Linked DNA regions of Homo sapiens: region 2 is linked to region 1. A link is a contact called in ENCODE Hi-C or POLR2A ChIA-PET data. All regions are on one chromosome and are shown on one strand. The core of a region is the stretch at or near the end of the contact, and the rest is flanking DNA. Distances in the headings are between cores, read along the strand shown.

The links. A loop is a pair of places that touch in the nucleus more often than their neighbours do. ChIA-PET counts read pairs that join two places held with the same protein, here RNA polymerase II (POLR2A). Pooled maps may share reads with other maps.
Region 2: a map of heart right ventricle shows a loop between it and region 1 (7-fold over the local background). The contact joins the promoter of PDPN here to the enhancer-like site in region 1. A Hi-C loop is called at or near these places in 4 of 168 maps with a recorded cell type or tissue (Right ventricle myocardium inferior, heart right ventricle, mammary epithelial cell and 1 more) and 7 of 50 pooled maps. POLR2A ChIA-PET finds 5 or more read pairs at or near these places in 2 of 52 experiments (H1 and HEK293T).

The regions. Positions count from the first base shown.
Region 1 is chr1:13,540,247-13,546,862 of GRCh38, forward strand. No RefSeq gene overlaps it. Among named protein-coding and RNA genes, the nearest start is that of LRRC38, 30 kb to the left of the region's middle. RefSeq lists an enhancer at 1,308-1,387. Within about 2 kb of position 3,490, at least 8 of the 41 ENCODE cell types and tissues checked have a DNase peak (open chromatin) inside an H3K27ac peak, as active enhancers do; they include heart right ventricle, where a contact is called at or near this core.
Region 2 is chr1:13,579,864-13,586,479 of GRCh38, forward strand. PDPN (podoplanin) reads left to right here and starts at 3,969. Exons shown (of 6, transcript NM_006474.5): 1 at 3,969-4,237. The coding sequence starts at 4,171. RefSeq lists an enhancer at 3,872-4,410.

The DNA.
Region 1 (6,616 bases), core at 2,240-4,739:
AGGAAGCCATGGAATCTAGGAATCTAGCACTCAGATTCCTCAGCTGTCAAATGGGAATCATAATAACGCCCCCTAGAGAGTGGCTGGAGGACACGGTAAGCTCACACACATATTATACCTACGTCAGTGTCTGACACTGAAACAACAGATGAGGTCTTGCTATATTACCCAGGCTGGTCTTGAACTCCTGGCCTCAAGTAATCCTCCCACCCAAGCCTCTCAAGGGCCTGGGAATTATAAGTGTAAGCCGCTATGCCTACACCAACAGCAATTTTTATTCTCTTTCATTTCCCCCAAAAGTGAGCCTCACACTCTGCTTGTTCCAGAGTGGAGGATCACTAAGGATTTCTTGAATGAATTAAAGAGACTCCATCTCTCCAAGAGGGAGACAGTCCTATCTTCTAGTCCTGGGTAAATCAACAACCAACAACAACAATCCTAATAAGAAAGGCACATCCTTAACTGAACAATACAAAGCATACGGTACCATTTGAACCATTTGCCCTCACAAGCCTTAAGTCAGTCATTTTTTTTCAGACTGGAGAAATTGCAGAAGAAACTTCATCCGTTAGCAAAACATAGGCGCGGAGGCAGCAGCTGTGCGCTTCCGGATGTCCTTCAAGGGCTCTGCTGCAGGATGACTCTAACCTGGAGATGCACAGGCAAACATTTAGTCAATAACTCAAGCCTGACTTAACTTGCATCAAGCTGCCGAGCACGCAGAAGCTATAAACAGCCCTGCCTGGATGGACAGCCCTTCCTTTGTCGCCGGGATTGGGTCTGAGAGGCTCCAAGTTGGAAAGAAAATGCCAGCCTGTTTCTTCTCTGGCTTAAGGACAGTCAGATCAACCACTGACGTCAGAGGAGAATTCCCTCCCCCCAAGTTATCCGGCCCAAGAGGTCGTGCCAGGTAATGGGACACAGAGCAGAGCAATGCTGGCGTGGTCCAGGGGAACTGCCTTGCCTGGGCCTGCACTCTAAGGCTGAGCAAAGATTTTAAAAGAAGAGAAAACAGCCTGACTCTATTATCCATTCATGGAAAGAAGCTCAGATCATCAAAGATAATCAAAACCCACCAACCAAACAGCACACTCAAAAAGGCTGAGTGTGGTGGCTCAGGCCTGTAATCCCAGCACTTTGGGAGGCTAAGGTGGGGGGACTGCTTGAGGACAGAAGTTGGAGACCAGCCCGGGTAACCTAGCAAGACCTCCGTCTCTACAAAAAAATTAAAAATTTGCCTGGTGAGGCGGTGTGCACCTGTAGTCCCAGCTACTGGGGAGGCTGAGGCAGGAGGATCACCTGAGCCCAGGCAGTTGAGGTTGCAGTGAGCCATGATTGCTCTGCTGCACTCCAGCCTGGGTGACAGAGTGAAAGAAACCCTGTCTCAAAAAACAGAAACAGAAACAGAAACAAAATCAGCCTGACCTTCCTCCTCCCAAGCCTCAGATGCTGGTGCTAACTCATCTCTAGGTGGACGGTGGGCGATTGTTCTAATGATGACTCTGGGCCTCCTGGAAAGAAATCCTGCTGAGTGACCCACAAGCAGATAACACAATGATCCTGCACGGCAAGTGAACAGGGTCCTACTAGAGACCAATGAAATGACTGCTGACTGCACTCAGAGAGGGCAACTATTCCACAGGGGTTAAGCAGAAAGCCCCCCAGCCCCTTGACTGCTCCTTCCTGAGCCCCCAGGCTTCCCCTGCCGCATCGGACCCAGCACCCACCCTCCTCCCAAGCCTGTCCTCTTCATGCCACTCACAGGCACCAGGTGCTGACGGGGCCACCAGCTCTGAGCTCTGAGTCAGGGACATCGCTGCAGGCAGGTAGGTATGAACAGGACAGGGCAGACAGCAGACAGGGAGAGAGCTGAAGGATGGGGTCACTTCGGGTGGGATGGTGTCGTGAGGAGAAGAAAGCGGTTCTGGGGTGGAGGGAGACCAGTGGAGCTCCTTCAGACAGATGGCCAGGGAAGGCCCTTCGGAGGAGGTGACATTTGAGCAGGGAAGACCCGGCTGACTGAAGGAGCCAGACCCACAGAAAACAGCGCGTTCTAGTTAGAGGTAGGACTCGCTACACATTCACAGGGCCCAACGCAAAACTAAACGTGAGGCCCCGCTCAAAAATTATGAGGAATTTCAGGATGGCAAGACAGAGTGTTCGGGGTCCACGCCCGAGAAGCAGGCCCTGGTAGAAGGAACAGTAAGTCCTATAGCCCTAAGGCTTGGAAAGTTCCAGAATTTGAAAGGAGGCCAGTGTGTTCTGGAAGGCAGAAGGTATGAGAGGCTGTCAGAGGGCTGTGCAGGAGATATCTGTGGGGCAGACTGTGGTAGCCCCTGAGACCGGTAAGCTGGGAAACCACTGGGGGAGCTTTGCATGAAGGATGGGCTTGATAGAATTAATGTTTTTTTCTTATTTATTTATTTTTTACAAAAGAGAGGGAGCCTTGGTATGTTGGCCAGGTTGGTCTTGAACTCTTGGCCTCAAGCAATCCTCCTGCCTTGGCCTCCCAAAGTGCTAGGATTACAGGTGTGAGTCGCTGTGCCTGGCCGGGATTAAATTTTTTTCTTTCTTTTTTTTTTTTTGAAATAGAGTTTCACTCTTGTTGCCCAGGCTCACTGCAACTTCTGCCTCCCAGGTTCAAGCGATTCTCCTGCCTCAGCCTCCCAAGTAGCTGGGATTACAGGTGCCCACCACAATGTCCAGCTAATTTTTTGAATTTTTAGTAGAGGTGGGGTTTCACCATGTTGGCCAGGCTGGTCTCGAACTCCTGACCTCAGGTAATCCACCCGCCTCGGCCTCCCAAAGTGCCGGCATTACAGGCATGAGCCACCGCGCCCAGCCTTTTTTTTTTTCTGAGACACAGTCTCGCTCTGTTGCCAGGCTGCAGTGCAGTGGCGCGATCTTGGCTCACTGCAACCTCCACCTCCCAGGTTCAAGCAGTTCTCCTGCCTCAGCCTCCCGAGTAGCTGAGAGTAGCATAACACCACCACACCCAGCTAATTTTTGTATTTTTAGTAGAGACAGGGTTTCACCATGTTGGCCAGGATGGTCTCGATCTCTTGACCTCGTGATCCGCCCACCTCGGCCTCCCAAAGTGCTGGGATTACAGGCGTGAGCCACCGTGCCTGGCCCGGGATTAATATTTTTTAAAGACCCAGCTAGCTGCTGGGTGAGGCTGGTGTGGAGTGGGGGTCTGAGGAGAAGCAGGGAGTCAGACTAGAAGGCCAGGAGGATGGTGGCTCAGGCCCAGCGATGACCTAAACTGCCCAGGGCCAGCTCCTGACAGCCAGCTCAATGTCATCGCTCACGACCCAGCCTCTGTCTGAAGTTTCCACTCTCCTTGCACCCTTACGATGTTCACTTGCACTGTCAGGTCCATCCTTCAACCCTACTTCAGTGACACCTGGCCTAGCTCCTACCTACGCCCCTACTGGCACCCACCTCCCCAGCTCCCCCCGGGAAGTCCTTAGCATTCTTGGTGTCCCCACAGAGTGCCCGGCTTGTCTCGATACTGAGCAGCCTGGTATGTGCTCGAAAACTTGCTGCCGAGTGAGTGAATGCATTTATTACTTCATATTAGAAGAAACAGGGCTCTGTTCCAACCAGGCAAATCTGAGCCTAGACCCTGACCTGAAAAAGAGGAATTCTATTTCCAAACACCCGGCTCATTTCCCTCTCATTAGATTTAAAAAAAAAAAAAAATTCAAAAAAGAAAGAGAAGAAGCTGGCCTCCGAGGCTGTGGCGCTCAAATTGCAGCCTTCGACTATTGTTTACGCTATATTTGTCCTGTCTCCAGGCATCATGCTGGGGGACAGAAAGGAAAATGCCAAACCATTTCTTCCTGGCCTGGCACCCACGGCGGAATGTTGCCCTGCTGCCGTCTCGCGGCCAGGACAGTCACTGCAAATGTCCCAGAGTGATCATTTCCAGAGACTGCAGGAAGAACAGGCTGGTTTTGATGGCAAATGATTTAGCCAGGAGAGGTCCAGGCTGAGGACCTCTTGGGCTGGTGGCCTCCAGTAACCTGAGCTGTTATTTATCCTGGGTGGTGTTACGGTCCTAGAATTGCCAACTGCACAGTAGCTGGATGACAGCTCTGCTGGACAGGCGACTTGCAGCCCTGGCTAAGGCCAGAAACACTGAGTCTTTACAAGTCTTTTTATGGTTCCTCCACAGGGCTGTTTTATTTACCTGCTGTGCAGATGAGGCCTAAGAAAAACCCAGACCGAACGTATAATTTGGAGCTAAGTACATGATGGATGCCCAGAGATTTAAAATTAGCCGAGTAAACTTAATACTGGGGCATTATGCTTGCTTTCCAGCGCCTGAATGTCTGTTAGAGACTCATCACTTGGGAATAGCTCTTGATAAAATAATCAGACTCTATTCTTCCTGGAAATTAAAAAAAAAAAAAAGGATCCACTCTGAAGGGGACCAGTTGTCCCAAATGTCCTCCAACCAAATCAGGGAGGAGAGCTTGTTGTCTGTGCACACTCAGGTCCAATGTGTGGGATCATTTGGTGGTTTGCACAAATGAAAGTGAGATTTGGGTGATATTTGGGTGATTTTCAAAAGGCAAATATGTATTCACTATTTTATGTTGTTGTTGAGATGGAGTTTCACTCTTGTCGCCCAGGCTAGATAGAGTGCAATGGCATGATCTCAGCTCACTGCAACCTTCGCCTCCTGGGTTCAAGCGATTCTCCTGCCTCAGCCTCCCAAGTAGCAGAAATTACAGGCGTGAGCCACCACACCCGACTAATTTTTGTATTTTTAGTAGAGACAGGGTTTCACCATGTTGGTCAGGCTGGTCTTGAACTCCTGACCTCAGGGGATCCACCCACCTCGGCCTTCCAAAGTGCCGGGATTACAGGTGTGAGCCATGATGCCTGGCCTTTGCTATTTTATAGGCATATCCCACTTAGCTTGCACAACCGAGGTCCTCCTCTATTGCCCACCCTCTGGAAGGATGAATGATAGGTGGGGTGGGGTGGGGCGATGAAGGGGTGTGTCCCCCAGCACCTTCTGTGAGTTCATGATAGGAGATGGCAGAAATTCATGTTAATAGCTCACACACCTTACATTTTTCACATGCATTATTTCATTTGATCCTTACAACAATTTCATGAGGTCGGTATTATCACCTCCTTTCACTAAATGGAGAGGCTGAGGCTTAGATTGCTGACATGGCTTGCCTATGATCAGGCGGGAGGAAGCAACTGCAGAGCCAGGATTCCAACTGCCAGATGGGTAATCAAATACCCTGCACTGTTTTCATCCAGACTAGGGCGTAGTCGACCAGGTGTTACACCTCTGATCTCGTCATCTGTTGAAACTGTAGGGAGCCAATCAATAACACTCTTTTTTTTTTTTTTTTTTTTTTTTGAGATGGAGTCTTGCTCTGTCGCCCAGGCTAGAGTGCAGTGGTGCCATCTCAGCTCACTGCACCCTTTGCCTCCCAGGTTCAAGCGATTCTCCTGCCTCAGCCTCCTGTGTAGCTGCGACTACAGGTGCCCACCACCACACCCGGCAAATTTTTTGTATTTTTAGTAGAGACAGGGTTTCACTGTGTTAGCCAGGATAGTCTCGATCTCCTGACCTCGTGATCCGCCTGCCTCAGCCTCCCAAAGTGCTGGGATTACAGGCATGAGCCACTGTGCCTAGCAGTAACACCCTTTAATCCCCTTCAGAGTACAGTAACAATTGAGACATGCAGTGCATTAGTTATATATAACAAAGGATCCCAAAATTTAGCAGCTTCAAACATCAGTAAATATGTATTGTCTCAGTTTCTGAGAGTGAGGAATCTGAGAGTGGATGTGTTGGGTGATTAGAGGGGAGGGATTCTTAGGAGGTTGCAACGAAGAGGTCAGCCAGGGCTACAGTCAGCTCAAAGCTCAATTGAGGCTGGAAGACTTGATTTTAAGCTCACTCACTTTCCTGTTGGCAGAAGGCCTCCTTCCTTGACATGTGGGTTTCTCTCTAGGGATGCTCATGATATGAGTTCAGGCTTCCCCAAAGCAGGTGATGGGAGAAGGAGGGGGTGGAGAGAGAGAGAGAGAACCCAGCAGTGACATACTATCATTTTTGCCATATGCTAATGATCACATAGACCATGCCTCATACAGTGTGGCACTATACAAGGGCATGAGTACCGGGAGCCTGGAATTATTGGGCACCATCTTGGAGGTTGCCTACCACATGGACAGAAAAGTTGTAAAGATAGAGAACACAATGAAACACGGCTTTAAAACTGAAAAAGCCTGTAATCCCAGCACTTTGGGAGGATCACGAGGTCAGGAGATCGAGACCATCCTGGCTAACACGGTGAAACCCCATCTCTACTAAAAATACAAAAAATTATCTGGGCGTGGTGGTGGGCGCCTGTAGTCCCAGCTACTTGGGAGGCTGAGGCAGGAGAATGGCGTGAACCCGCGAGGTGGAGCTTGCAGTGAACCGAGATCGCACCACTGCACTCCAGGCTGGGTGACAGAGCGAGACTCCGTCTAAAAAAAAAAAAAAAAAAAAAAGAAAAAATTGAAATAGCTGCATTAAAGGAAGTGGCATAAGAAGTGTGGGCACAGGGGCTTCTTAGTACTTCATCTCTGAAGT
Region 2 (6,616 bases), core at 2,719-5,218, 40 kb after region 1:
CACGGCCCTGGCTCCTAAGTTTTCTACTGAAACTTCTGGGAAAATGTAGCACCTTCCCAATAATCCAACCCCAATTTACAAAAAAACAAACAAAAAAAGCAGATTCTTATCCATCCCATATCTTCTTATGGAGCATTTCCTGGGGTGAAAAAAATCTCTTTAGTCCCAGGTTGGCAGTGTGAAACTGTCTTTCCCCGTGCCGTCCAGAAAACCACCAGGATGGCTCATATTAGAAAGGCTAATATTAGTGGCGATGTCAGTTTACAAATGAGAAAGAGACTGTCTCCAGCTGGACCAAAGGTGCTGTCTTCAAAGACAGCAGGTTGAGTTTTCTGCCTTCCAGGGCCTGTGTTCCTATGTAGCAGGTTTGAAGGAAAGGCTGTCCATTTACACGAGGGGAGTCATGTGCGTGCACGGTGGGTAAACATGCTTGTAACTTACATCTCATGTTCACTTCGGAGCGGGGTTTTAGTTAAAATGAGGTGGCATTTGGTTCTTTACGTCAAAATGTGAACTATAGGACACAAAGACAGTTCGTATGCATCCTCTCTCAGCTGCTGAAACTGGCTTGAGGTGTGCAGTAGCTTATCAGGAGAGAATGTTTGTAAGGCCAGTCCTCTGTCCAGTCAGAGTTGTAGCGGTCTGGGTTATAAATCAGAATTTTGGTCCCACTCAAACCCGTAAGTGTGTTACTTATTCCTGGGCCATAGAGCTGCCTTTGCTGTCAGAGATTCAGTTGTGGGTATCTCAGCTCTGGAACATGGCATATTGATTTTTAAAGTTATTATTATTATTATTATAGAGTAAGGGTCTAGCTCTGTTACCCCAGCAGGAATGCAGTGGCATGATCATGGCTTACTGCTGCCTTGACCTCCTGGGCTCAAGTGATTCTCCCAACTCAGCATCCTGAGTAGCTGGGATCACAGGTACGTGTCACCACACCTGGCTAATGTTATTTTTATTTTTTATAGAAGCAGGGTCTTGCTATGTTGCCCAGGCTGGTCTCAAACTCCTCACCTCAAGTGATCCTCTCGCCTCTGCCTCTCAAAGCATTAGGATTACAGGTATGAACCACTGCGGGTTGGGGGGCTGGTGTCCCATTGTGTGTTGAGAAGCATCTTCCCAGCCAGGTCAGCCCAGGCTGCCTGGAGCAGCTCAGCCAGGTGCTCTCTGGACTCTGCAGAGCCCTCAGAAAAACACAGAGCTTGAGGAGACCCTGATGTGTCATCTCCAGCATCCCCCAGGGTGGAAGGTACCAAACTGGCAGCTCTGGCTCAGCTCCTCATTCCACTGCTGGTCCACACCTTTTGGGGGTCCTCTTGCTTCCTAAAAGCAATTTACAGACGTTTCCCACACAGTCCTGCAAGGCACAGGCACAGTGCTAGTAACAGGCTCAACTCCTGCTCTGCAATGGAAATGCATGACCCCACCGCTCCTACCTTGTAGGATCCCACACAATTTGCATGGTGGCCTCTAAACCCACAGTCCTCAAAGTGGGGACCCAGGACCAGTAGCTTCAGCATCACCTGGGAACTTGTTGGAAATGCAAATTCTTGGGCCCCACCCCTTACCTATTGAATCAGCACTTTGGCAGTGGAGCCCAGCAGTCTTGCCTTCCAGGCAAGCAAGCCCTCCAGGTGAATCCACTCTCAACCTCACTTGTGTAGGAAATGGGTATCATCAATGTTTGGAAGCCAACCGTTGTTTTGGGGCTGAAAGGAAATAGTGCGTGTTCCTGGCAGGAAGATAAAGGCCAGTATGTAGCAGCTGCTGTTATCTCACCAGTAACGCATCATCATTCATGGCCATGGCTTTCTGAGCTTAAGCTGTTTGCCAAGAATGGAGCCACATACCCTCCTTCTTTCCCTCTTCCCCTCAGCTGAGCAGGGTCTCATGCTTCCAGATCCCCTGTGTTTCACTTCAGCTCCTTTAGCTAACCGAGTCTCGCTGCCCAAGGCCCATATTCCTTCTCTCATGAGCTGCTGGCTCTATCTGGTCCAGGAGGGTGAGTTCTTTCTTCCCTCTGGTCTTCAGGTTCCCCCTCCCAAGACCCAGCTTTTCTCTCTAGGTTTTCAGACCAACAGCACCCAGAGCCGATCCACTAACTCCTTCATCCTGGCCCCTCTCCCCACCCCAGGACCCCCAGCTGAATGCAATTCCTTATTACCTCCCACTCCTCCATCCTGATCAAAAGGTCATGTGACCAACCTTCTAGATTCTAGACACATCCGGGGGTGTGGGATAGAAGGCAGGTGTCCTTGAATCATGACCTAGCCTCAGCATCCCTCTAAATTAGTTGCATGTAACCCAATCTCCCCCACCTAGGCTTCACTGTGTTTCAATCTTTTTGAATAAAGCGGGCCATCTTTCTTTCTGTGTGTGACCTTGGAGTTACACATAAGCAGAATAGATGTGCATCTATTCTCCATCTAACAGGCTCAACAGACAATGCACTATTCCTCCTGTCAACAGACATTATTGACACTAGAGTCATAAAATGCATCTCCAAGATGGGGAAGTCAGTTCAAGAAAGAGTATCTGTATCACGAGTTTTCTCTTTACATTTCCAACTCCTTGGCTCTAGGGGTGTTGCCGCTACCCCTCATCTTCTAGGTTCAGGTGCTCAGCTCCTGTTTGTAGCCCCAGGACAAGACGTTACCTGGGAGATCTTTAGAAATGCAGAATCTCTCCCTATCCCACAACAGAATTGCACCTGCATAACCAGTGCCCCAGGTAGATCTGGCTGAGAAGCTATGATGAAGGGCAAGGTTTGCCAAATGTTCATGGGGACAAGTTCTCCAGCGACACTGGTTTAAAATAGGAATTCCGAAAAGGTCTGATTAATGAGTTTGGGGTGGAACCCAGGAAACTGGGCATTTATTTAAAACAATCTCTCCTGTGATTCTTAGAAAGTAAATTTATAATGGGGAGGGGTCAAAGATAAGCATCTGAAAACAATTTTCACGCAATGTGGAGCTTTGAGACAGCGTTAGTCTTCAGGTTCTTTTGTTGAATGGAATTTGTGGCATCTGGGAGTGGAGCAGAGACCACTTCCCAAACTCCTGTTCTTATTTTTTTAAATTCCAGCAATTCAGAAGGAATTAAAGTAAAAGACGTAAGTTCTCTGGTTGCTGATATCTGGTACCTGAGATCAAGGCAAGATCGCTTAAACCAGTAAAGTGAGGATTATGGGAGCAAACTCAGGAATAAAGAGGGTGAACCAGGCCTGGAAGGGGACACAGGTTTGGCGACCAGACGGGTCACCGCTTGGCCCGGCCTAATCCAACTGCGCACGTCGGTGGGCCACAGCATCGCAGCGCTGGATCCCCGGGTCGGCAGAGGCGGATGGAGTTCAGCCTCTTTTTCAAAACTGCCAAAGCCACCCGGTCTGCCAAACTCCCCCACCAGCCAGCTCTGGGGCAGCCCCCCGGAGCCCGCCCGCTCCGGTCCCCGGGACAAGGGCGCAATTGACCAGCGCGGGCCGCCTCTGGCCCACCCAGATGACGGCCAACTTTTTTTGTTTTTAAGCCATCAAATTCAATATTTACAGGAAAAACCCCATGCTTGGTTCTAAAACTACTGGCCACTCAAGAAACAGTTTACTTCTCACTTCTGCCCATAACAAGAAAAACATAGACTTGTGCCTTACTCTTAAAAAAATAATAATAATAAATATAGGTTTTTTAAAATTTATATATAATTTTTAAAACCCCGTTTGTTGCATGTGGTCCCTTTCCCTCCTGTTGTTGAGCAGAATAAAAGCCCATTTTGCCAGGGCCCGCAGTCCTGGCGGCCCCCGCAGCTGCGGCCCTGTAACTTTAAACCTGGCCTGAGATCATCGTTTTGGCGCCGGCCAAACAGAGCCCGAGGGCGGGCCTAGCGCGCCCGGACGGAGACCACCTTGCGGCCGACCCCGCTCCCCCGCCTCCTCGGGAGAGATAAATGCTGACTCCGCTCGGAAAGTTCTCAACTGCAAAGTTTGCTGTCCGGCTGCCTAGGGTCTGGGAAGCTCGGGCACCCTCCCTCTCCGGGGCTCCTGCTCCCACCCCTCCGGCCCCCCCACCGTCGCGCTCCTCCAGGCTGGGCCTGTGGCCGCGGTGCTTTTTAATTTTCCCCCAGCTCAGAATCTTGCTGCTCGGCCCCCAGGAGAGCAACAACTCAACGGGAACGATGTGGAAGGTGTCAGCTCTGCTCTTCGTTTTGGGAAGCGCGTCGCTCTGGGTCCTGGCAGAAGGAGGTAAGACCCAGCGCAAGTGGCTTCCTGCCGTCGCTGATGGGGACGAGCGAGCAGAGACTTGCTGGAATGCCCGGGCCTGGTATTCGAGGTTGTCCAGGGGAGCGCGGGGGAGCTGAGGGTGTGTGCGTGTCAGGCGGCTGAGCGCCGGAGGAGGAGAGGCAGCGGCTTAGTCGGTGCCAGGTCCCAAAGACGCAGCTGCGCGGGTGTGCCGGGAGGAGCCCCGGAATCCACAGGCTGCGAGGTGGGCAGCACAGGGGGCCTCCCTCCGAGTCGGCAGCACCAGAGAGATCGGGTGGAAGGTTCACAGTAGGCAGCCCCGCTTGCTGGCAGCAGTGGCTGGGGTTTCCTTCCCATAGAGCGGTGTGTTGGAGGAATACGCACGCCTCGGGAGAAGCTGGCCTCGTAGAATCAGGAGGGACGTTCAGGAGGGCTTGGGCCAAGGGGAGGGTTCCCCGCCCTGCGGTGGCCCTGGTCCCCCTTGGGACTACCTAGTCTGGCGCCCTGCCTGTTGGACACACTCAGCACCCCGTCACTGGACTGGAAGAGGCCTCCTTTATCCTCTTTAGAGAGGATAGTGTGTGTGGAAAGGATCCAAGTGGAGGCTTCCGAGGAGTGTGAGTGCATGAGGATTGTTACGCGTTACGAACATTGAGGTTTAAGTGGGTTTGAGCCACGTGTTCATCTTGGGCAACAACATCAGTGGCTGAATGTCTGTTGGTGACTCCTTAGGCTTTAAATATTTTGTATCCCATGTTGGGGTGGGGGCGTCCACAGCTTCCATTACCCTTTGTCCTCTCCTGGAGCCTTACCTCTTCCCGCTGGGTTGCTGTGTTGGTGGTCTCCATTGACATCTGTCAACATTTTGTTTTCTTTTCTTGGGTTTTTATTTTTATATTTCCTCAATAGAACATATGTTCTGCAGGACGCAGCTACATCCAGCCATGATTCCCCACGGCCAAAACAATGCCTGGCACATAGTAGTTGCTCACTAAATGTTGGTTGAAGGAATTGTAACCTAACTCGTGATCTTTGGGGCTGGAGGTTGCTGAGTTATGCTGTGAAAAGTAAACATTTTCCAAAAATTGAGGATCAAGGTAGGCCTAGGCCCTGAGGAATACTTCTTGGAGAGGGAGCGGTTTGCAGGAGGGGTGCGCCTAACCTGGCCTCCTACAATGGTCCACACAGACAAAAATACCCAATCTCAGGGAAATGACAGAGTTCTGCTCTATGCTGTGCTGTCTGCTTCAAAGGGACTGAGCAACTCTTTTTATAGGGGCCGTGGGTTATTCGTAGCAGTCCTATCTTTGGAACTTCTCTTTCCACTGGAATATATACAGTTCTGTATTTTCAGTTACATTTCCTTTTTGGCGAGACAATGTGCAAATGACACCGTTTTGTGCTCACCAGGGCAAAGCAAGGGAGCGCCCTCACTTCAGCATCTCAGCCCTGCTAAAGAAAAAGCTGCTGGGTAACATCCTTTGTTTTTGCCCAGGGAAGCTTTAGCTGTGATTCCCTTCAGCCGGCTCCTGAATGTCAAAGGTACTCCTAAAAGATGGCGTTAAAACCGAAAAACCATCGTTGGTGCTGGAAACTCCACTACTAAAGAAAGAAGTGGTATGCGGGGCTGGCTGAGTGAGGGTGGGTGCTGAGTTGCCTGGCTGCCAGAGGAGCAGAGGCCCAGCAGGGTTTTTGTCTGAGAATAATGAGCGAGGCGACTTGAATATGGATGAATAACATCATTGAGCGAAGCTATTGTGGGCTTTTGTTGGGGAGCTGGGCTGGGGGGTAATTATGGTGATGAATTTTATGATCCTTTTCATAAGATCCTACGCCCTACTGGGTTTCCCTCCTCCAGGGTTATAATCTGGTTCAGTTTTATAATCTGGTCCCATGTGTCATCCCTTTGGGTGTTAGTGGATTCAAAGGAGGTCTGTTGTCCACACATCTGGCATTTTTTTCCATTGTCAGGCGCCACCCTCATGCTGAACTTTCATCAGGAAGGCACGTTTTGGGGGCCACTTCATTAGAGAGTTTATTTTGTGAGATTCTGCAAGCTGCTGCTCGCTGCTAACCCACATGTGCTTTTCCGGGACCAATCCACCCAGGATTAATCATGCGGCCAACAAATTTCCCTGTGATTTCCCCGAAACGCTTGCCAGTTTGGAGGCCCTGAAATCCTCATGAGTTGTTAAGAGTTTTTGTTGCACTGAAGGCACTTAATAAAGATCAGGTCTGTTAGAGGCTTTGTGAGGGAGGCCTCTGCATTGCACTGGTGTATAAGATCCAAAATAGCATTGAATATAGAAAAGCACAATTTAAAAAATGTGTCCGGGCATGAGAAGGCTAAGTCTGGACGTGGCCAAAGGGACTAAACTCCTT